Regions from separate parts of the Homo sapiens genome. Here region 2 is linked to region 1. Evidence: chromatin loops called from intact Hi-C (ENCODE). Cell type or tissue: PC-3. All regions are shown on one strand. Links, peaks and the distances in the headings refer to the core of each region. The heading gives the core; the rest is flanking DNA.

What was found. Peaks named below come from ENCODE experiments on the same cell type or tissue, not always from the same donor. Only the 100,000 strongest peaks of a DNase experiment are listed, where the experiment ranks them.
Region 2: it touches region 1 in a loop (5-fold over the local background); 34 of 110 quality-filtered maps call a loop at or near these places.

What each region holds. Positions count from the first base shown.
Region 1 is chr2:201,154,265-201,159,852 of GRCh38, forward strand. The region is part of intron 8 of CFLAR (CASP8 and FADD like apoptosis regulator); the gene reads left to right. CFLAR-AS1 (CFLAR antisense RNA 1) reads right to left here and starts at 3,528. Exons shown (of 7, transcript NR_040030.1): 1 at 3,491-3,528. RefSeq lists enhancers at 3,827-3,906, 3,927-4,256. In PC-3, for the core only: a CTCF peak has its summit at 4,248 (motif pointing left); DNase peaks (open chromatin) are centred at 3,497 and 4,257; H3K27ac peaks cover 1,560 bases.
Region 2 is chr2:200,904,884-200,907,383 of GRCh38, forward strand. No RefSeq gene overlaps it. Among named protein-coding and RNA genes, the nearest start is that of NIF3L1, 17 kb to the left of the region's middle. In PC-3, for the core only: a CTCF peak has its summit at 994 (motif pointing right); a DNase peak (open chromatin) is centred at 1,018.

The DNA.
Region 1 (5,588 bases), core at 2,798-5,297:
ATTTTTAGTAGAGACAAGGTTTCACCATGTCGGCCAGGCTGGTCTCGATCTCCTGACCTTGTGATCTGCCCACCTCAGCCTCCCAAAGTGCTACGATTACAGGCGTCAGCCATCATGCCTGGCTTATTCTCTCCATTTTCAAGGTGAGGAAGCTGAGCAGTGAACTACACTCCTACCTTCTCTAGTACTGATTGAGCTGGGATTCAAAAGCTGGACTCCAAAACCTATGCTTTTAACTACTTTGCCTCAATATAATTTCCATGAAGGTGAGGGAGTTTATCTATCTCCTACTATGGGTCTCCAGTACCTGGAAGAATACCTGCTATGTAGGTGTTCAATAAATAATTGTTGGGTGAATGAATGAAGGAATAAGCTCTCCCAGTGTCAGTGTGTTTCTAAAAGCCATTCCTTTTTATCTTTAGAGTTTAGCAGACTCTCTTCTACCTATCTTCCCTTCTCTCCTCAAAAAACCAGACTTTTATCCAAAAAGCATGCAAGTCCCCCAAGTATTTAAAGCTTTATTTCTTTGTTTGTCCAGTAAATGTTCGTTGAGGGCCTACTATGTGCAAAGCACCATGCTTGGCCCTGTGTGAAGCAAATATTAAGGCAATGAGGTGGAGTCTGATCTCAGAGCTGTGTTGTGCATGAAATAAGGTTATTCTTTGGTAGTTCTTTCTTGAGAAGAATTCTTATGGAGTTCAGTAACCTCTTCTTGAGGCAGAAGTAAATGCTCAGGGATTTGGGAACTAATTATCTCAGTTTGGTAGAATTGAAAAATAAGTCTTTGGTGTTGTGTCATCTGTGTCAGTGACAGCAAAGCTGGACCTGTGCTAGGCCCTGGTGGGTCATCTTTAAGCACTGGACTTTTATCTTGTTAGGAATATAGAAGCAAGCGTCTCACATCTCTGACAGATGGGCTTTACGGCTTGGCCTAAAGCTCTGGTTGTTTTTAAGGCCCTTGAATAAAAATAAAAGACGATGTTTGCAGATTTTAAGAGGAAGTTTTTTTTTTTTTTGAGACAGAGTCTCGCTCTGTCACCCAGGCTACTGGAGTGCAATGGCGTTATCTTGGCTCACTGCAACCTCTGTCTCCCGGGTTCAAGCGATTCTCCGCCTCAGCCTCCTGAGTAGCTGGGATTACAGGCACCCGCCATCATGCCCGGCTAATTTTTGTATTTTTGTAGAGATGGGGTTTCACCATGTTGGCCAGGCTAGTCTTGAACTCCTGACCTCAGGTGATCCGCCCGCCTCGGCCTCCCAAAGTGCTGGGATCACGGGGATGAGCCATCGCACCTGGCCAAGAGGAAGTATTTTTTTTTTCTATCCTGCTCTTTCTGAAAAGCTTGAACATTTTTCTGTACTTTCCTTTTCTTTTTTGAGACAGGGTCTTGCTCTATCACCCAGAATGGAGCACAGGGGTACAATCATGGCTCACTGCAGCCTTCACCTCCCGGGCTCAAGCAATCCTCTCACCTCACCCTCCCAAGTAGCTGGAACTACACACAGGCGCCACCACATCCATCTAATTTTTAAAATATTCTGTAGAGACAGGGTCTCACTATGTTGCCCAGGCTGGTCTCAAACTTCTGGGCTGAAGCAATCCTCCCACTTCAGCCTCCTGAGTGGCTGGGACTACAGGCACATGCTATCATGTCTGGCTAACTTTGTTTTTTATAGAGACAGGGTCTTTTGCTGTATTTCCCAGGGCGGTCTTGAACTCCTGGCTTCAAGTGATCTTCCTGCCTTGGCCTCCCAAAGCACTGGGATTATGGCCATGAGCCACCACGTAATCTTTGTTTTATGCGTATTTATAAGCTTTGCTTCCCCAACAAGATTATAAGCTCTTTGATTGAAGTACATCATATATTTGATATGTATTCTCTTGTCCAAGTGTTTCTGTAGGCAATAAGGGGAACTTTGTAAAACAAGAGTTTTCCGGTCAAGTAAATTTGAGAAGCGCTGCCTAATCTCTTCCCCCTCAGAGATTTGCAATGCATATTGACCTATTAAAGGCTCTGAGAATTCTTCCTGCGAAGAAACCTATTTTAGCCTTGTCCACCTTGCATTTCCCAAACACGTTTGACCTCAGAACTCCCTTTTTCACTAAGAATGTTTTGCCCATCTTATGTTTTACCCATGTGCTCTATAGCAGTTAACACTGGGCTTATTAAAGGTACTCAATATGTGATTGTAAATTAACTGGTGAAGCATTCCCTCATTCTTGTTTATTTTATACATTTATTTAATGAAGCCCTTTTCATAGAAATTGTCAAGATAAATGTATCCTCATTTAGATCAAAACAAATTCTAAATTAATGAAGTCATGACATTTTACTGTATTTTGGTTTTTTTGGTTTATCTGTGAAGTCCTCAAACCTGTGAGTAGTGCTGACCCTAGCCTTGAATGAACAGCCCTGTACTAACTGCAAGGCCAGAAGAACCCCTGCCCTTCCCCTCCCCACCCCCCCACATCATTTCCAGAAGTTCTAAAGAACAGTTGAAATTTACGGAGATCAGACTGGGTTGAGTGTGGGATTTCCAGGGTGGGTTCTAGAAGGAGAAGTGGGTCTTCTGTAGTTTGTTGAAATTTTATTTTCCAAACCCAGCCCCCAAGTTTTTCTTCCTCTATTTATGTGCAAGGACAAAACAGTTACTGTCCTACCTACATAGGATATGGACTCTGTCTGCTCTGAGCCCATTTTAGTTTAGAATATAGAGACCTCCCTCCAGGTCCTAAGAGAGAGATTCCATGAGAGATGTGCAACACCATAAGGTTGGTGATTTGTACTTTGAAATGGCTGCCTTTATTTCCTTTAAAGTCAATATCTTATATTTGAATAAACACAGTTTGCAAAGCATCTTTACAGAAATCTCATTGGATCCTCACGGTCACCTTTTTTCTGAGACAGAGTCTCACTCTTTCACCCAGGCTGGAGTGCAGTGGAGCGATCTTGGCTCCTCCACTTCCTGGGCTCGAGTGATCCTCCTTCCTTAGCCTCCCAAGTAGCTGGGACCACAGATGCGTGCCACCATGCCCAGCCAATTTTTGTATTTTTGGTAGAGATGGGGTTTCGCCATGTTGCCCAGGCTGGTCTCAAACTCTGCAGCTCAAGCAATCCACCCGCCTTGGCCTCCCAAAGTGCTGGGATTACAGGTATGAGCCACTGTACCCTGCCCTCACAGTCACCTTTTGAAGAACCTCCTGCTCAAGAGATCCTCCTGCCTCAGCCTCCTGAGTAGCTGTGATGACTACAGGCTTGTACTACCATGCCTGGCTAGTTTTTTTATTTTTTGTAGAGACGGGGTTCCCTGTGATGCCCAGGGTGGTCTCAAACTCCTGAGCTCAAGCCATCCTCCCACCTCAGCCTCCCAAAGTGCTGGGATTGTAGGTGTGAGCCACTGCACCTGGCCAAGCATTAGTTTTAATCTTGTTTTATAGATGAATAAACTGGGGCTGACTCAAACTGACTCAAAGTCACACTGTCATTACCTTTTTGATCCTGTACGTTAGACTGGGCTGTATGCATGTTCTTGCTGGCGCAATAAAGTTGCAAGTGCCAGCTAACAGCCCTTCCCACTCCACCTCACCACCTCATAGAGGAAAATTGTGACGTTAATGGGAAATGTCAGCGGTAATGTCTTCAGGCTGGGCCTGTGGAGTGACTCCCTTGCCACAGGATATTTAAGCAATGCTGTGTCTTGTCTGAGGCTCAGACCTGCTATTCTTATTGGCACTTGGGACCTGCATGGTTTTTGGCTTCACCTCCAGCTTTAGCCATTTTTCTTCTGTTCTTTTAGGTAAGGATTTTCTGCCCCAGACCTCAGATTCCCATTTCCTTCCTAGCTTCTCTGCTGTTATAGCTCAGTCTCTTCCAAGACCATGCAAGATTCAGACCCTAGTAGGAGGAGATGGAGGAACTAGGACTTAAACCCACATCTTGTGATTCCAAGGCTGGTTCCTCTTTTGCCCTGCACCACACAGCTGTCTGCTCACAGTCATGTGACAGGGGCTTCCCCAGCCAGAACCTCCAGGGAGCACAAATAAAGGAAAGAGCTGGAAGGCACAGTACAGCATTTGTTCTGTCCAAGCCTTACATATCAGCATGGGCAGGGAGAATGTGGTGAAGTTTTCTTTCAAGGACTTTGTTTGATAAGGAAGGACATTTATCAGTGAAGAGAGGTTTTGAGGGAAGTGAACCAATCTTGAGATAAGTACACAAAAGAGCTTTGAGTCTGGTGTTTCCCTGTTTGCTTCTGCCCCCTGGAGGAGCAAATACTCCATGATTAGAGACGTGTGAGTCCTTTGGAATAGAATAGCAGTGATGGAACTGGAGTCCTAGTCCAGGTTCTCTCCTTGTTCAGCCTGGATTCAGCACTGGGTATCGAAACAAGCCTGCACCCTCAGAGGAGATGGCTAGGGGACAGTGCGTCCAGGCCTCTTCTACCACACAGAGTTTTCTTTTTTTTATAAAGGGTATACACATTTAAAATTTAATGATACTCCCAAATTGCTCTTCAAAAAGGCTGTGCAAAATTACAGTCCTGATAACAGCTACCCAGAGATCCTGTAACGGCATTTGCCCTCATCATTATTATTATTATTATTATTATTATTATTATTATTTGAATTTGAGACGGAGTTCTGCTCTGTTGCCCAGGCTGGAGTGCAGTGGCGCAATCTTGGCTCACTGCAACCTCTGCCTCCCGGGTTCAAGCAATTCTCCTGTCTCAGCCTCCCTAGTAGCTGGGATTACAGGTGAGCACCACCACGCCTGGCTAATTTTTGTATTTTTAGTAGAGACGGGGTTTCACCATATTGGCCAGACTGGTCTCGAACTCCTGACCTCAGGTGATCTGCCCGTCTCGGCCTCCCAAAGTGCTAGGATTACAGATGTGAGCCACTGGGGCTGGTTGCCCTCACTATTTAATGGGTTATTTGCAACCTGTGAATCATGTCTCCTATTTCCTTGTTAATGATGCTTATTGATTATAGACTTAGGAATATCAGCACCTCCTTTGTAGCTCTTCATTCTTACATGATATAATAATTAATTTTTTTTTTTGAGACAGAGTCTCACTCTGTTGCCCAGGCTGGAGTGCAGTGTCACAATGTTGGCTCACTGCAACCTCCACCTCCTGGGTTCAAGCGATTCTCCTGCCTCAGCCTCCTGAGTAGCTGGGACTACAGGTGCGTGCCACTACACCTGACTAATTTTTGTATTTTTAGTAGAGACAGGGTTTCGCCATGTTGGCTAGGCTGGTCTTGAACTCCTGACCTCAGGTAATCTGCCCGCCTCAGCCTCCCAAAGTGCTGGGATTACAGGTGAGCCACTGCGCCCAGCCAATAATTCATTGTTTAATCCTTAGTTGTGGGCCAAGCAAAGGAGAAAAGTAAGAAGCCTTTTCCTTTTACCGATAGGAAAGGTCAAAGGACTTACCTGGTGAATTATTTACCTAAAAATGTATACAAATCACTCCAAAATTTAGTGGCTAAAAACAACAGTACTAATTTAATTATATCTTCACAGTTACTAATTTAATTATATCCTCACCTGTGGGTGAGGAATTTAGGAGCAGCTTAGCTGGGC
Region 2 (2,500 bases), core at 1-2,500, 250 kb before region 1:
GATCCTATTTCTATGGATTTGTCTATTTTGGATATTTTCTATAAGTGGAATCATAAACATGTGGTCCTTTGTGTCCGGCATCTTTCACTTATGTTTTCTCCATTACTGCCGCCTTTTGTGTTTGATTTTTTTTCTAGTATTTTGACTCCCTTATTTCCTTTTAAGTATCTATTTTATCTTCTTACCTATCTTTAAAGGAAATTTTATGTGACATCCATTATAACTTAAATATTTACTTAATCTATATTAAATACAGGATTATTAAAATACAAAGGAACACTGCTCAAAAGAAATGTCATTTTTTTTTAATGTCATTTTTTTTTTTTTTTTGGAGACGGAGTCTCACTCTGTTGCCCAGGCTAGAGAGCAGTGGCATGATTACAGCTCCCTGCAACCTCTGCCTCCCGGGTTCAAGCGATTCTCCTGCCTCAGCATTCCAAGTAGCTGGGATTACAGGCACACGTCACCATTCCCAGCTAATTTTTGTATTTTTAGTAGAGACGAGGTTTCACCATGTTGGTCAGGCTGGTCTCCAACTCCTAGGCTCAGGGGATCCGCCCACCTCATCCTCCCAAAGTGCTGGGTTACAGGTTGAGCCACCGTGCCTGGCCTGAAATGTCATTTTTAAGCTTAGTGTCTAATGACATGTTTTGTGTTGTTTTGCTGATTTAATAAATAAGGCCAGATACTGACATGAAACAGTGGTTTAGTAATCCCTTATCTACTCCAGAAAGCTGAAGGCTGAGGAAGGACATGCACATTCCCTCACAGGTGTCACATGAAAAATCTTCCCTATCCTGTAGGACTTAAAAGGTCGCCTTGGATGCCCACATGGACAATACATTCCAGGTGGAAGGTTGCAGATTGTAGGGAATAGTGTCACCACCTTTGTTGTGCATCCATGACACCTTATATAATCTCTTGTGCACATGTATTAGAGGGTGCTCCATACCAATCTAGATCAGGATCCAAATCAGACACTAGTGCAGGAAAGAAGTGAAGCTGGCCAGGAGGTGGCAGCAACAGTTCAGCCCAAGGCAAGTGCTGCTGGGCAGAATGAAGGTCCAGCGTGGCCAAGTCTTCCTGATCTTTCAGGGGCAAAGGAAATCTGGATTTTTAATATGTGGGGTGTTAAAATATACATATATTATCATATATAAAACATACATATATACATGTTTCTGCACAGTTCCTGGCTTATAACTCCTCTAGCCCTTGTTACAGTCTTTTAGGTGTGTTAAGCCTCAGGGGCAGGCCTCAGGAAACAATCTCTCAGAGTTCTCCTGCCCTCCTTTCACCAGTCCCAAAGCAAAATCCTAATCTCCCTCCTTTTTCTTTTTTATTTAGAGACAAGGTCTTGCTCTGTCACCCAGGCTGGAGTACAGTGGTGTGATCATAGCTCACTGCAGCTTCAAACTCCTGGGCTCAAGTGACCCTCTCTCCTCAGTCTCCTGGGTAGCTGGGCCTACAGGCACCTGCCACCACCCACCCCCTACTGACTAATTTTTTCAAATTAAAAAAATTTTTACTTTTGTAAAGACCGGGTTTTGCTACACTGCCTAGGCTGGTCTTGAGCTCCTGAGCTCAGGGAATCCTCCTGCCTTGGCCTCTCAAAGTGCTGGGATTACAGGTGTGAGCCACTGAGCCTGGCCGTTTTTTTTTTTTGAGACGGAGTTTCACTCTTGTTGCCCAGGCTGGAGGGCAATGGCGTGATCTTGGCTCACCACAACCTCCGTCTCCCGGGTTCAAGCGATTTTCATGCCTCAGCCTCCCGAGTAGCTGGGATTACAGGAATGTGCCACCAGACCCAGGTAATTAAGCATTTTTAGTAGAGATAGGGTTTCTCCATGTTGGTCAGGCTGGTTTCAAACTCCTGACCTCAGGTGATCCGTCCTCCTCGGCCTCCCTAAGTGCTGGGATTACAGGCGTGAGCCACCACACCCGGCCTTATTTTTTTTTATTTTTTATTTTTTGTGAGACAGAGTCTCACTCTTTCACCCAGGCTGGAGTGCAGTGGCACGATCTCAGCTCAATACAACCTCCGCCTCCCAGGTTGAAGCAATTCTCCTGCCTCAGCCTCCCAAGTAGCTGGGATTACAGGCATTCGCCACAATGCCCAGCTAATTTTGTATTTTTAGTAGAGATGGGGTTTCACCATGTTGGCCAGGGTAGTCTAGAACTCCTGACCTCAAGTTATCCACCTGTCTCAGCCTCCCAAAGTGCTGGGATTACAGGCGTGAGCCACTGTGCCAGGCAAATGCTGCCATTTTAAGACCTACACTTTGGGTACCAAAGGTAAAGATGTTGACCCTAAATACTTGGGAAGCCTGGGGCCAGTGATAAATATAAAAATTGGTATGAAAATTTAGTAATGAGCTTTGTATTGTACTCATGCTTAAAGTTATATTTTCCATAGCATCAGTCTTTTCAAATTTGCCTTATTCAACACATTAAGGATGCTACAACTTATGCTATTAAAACCTCATAGGCTGGGTGAGGT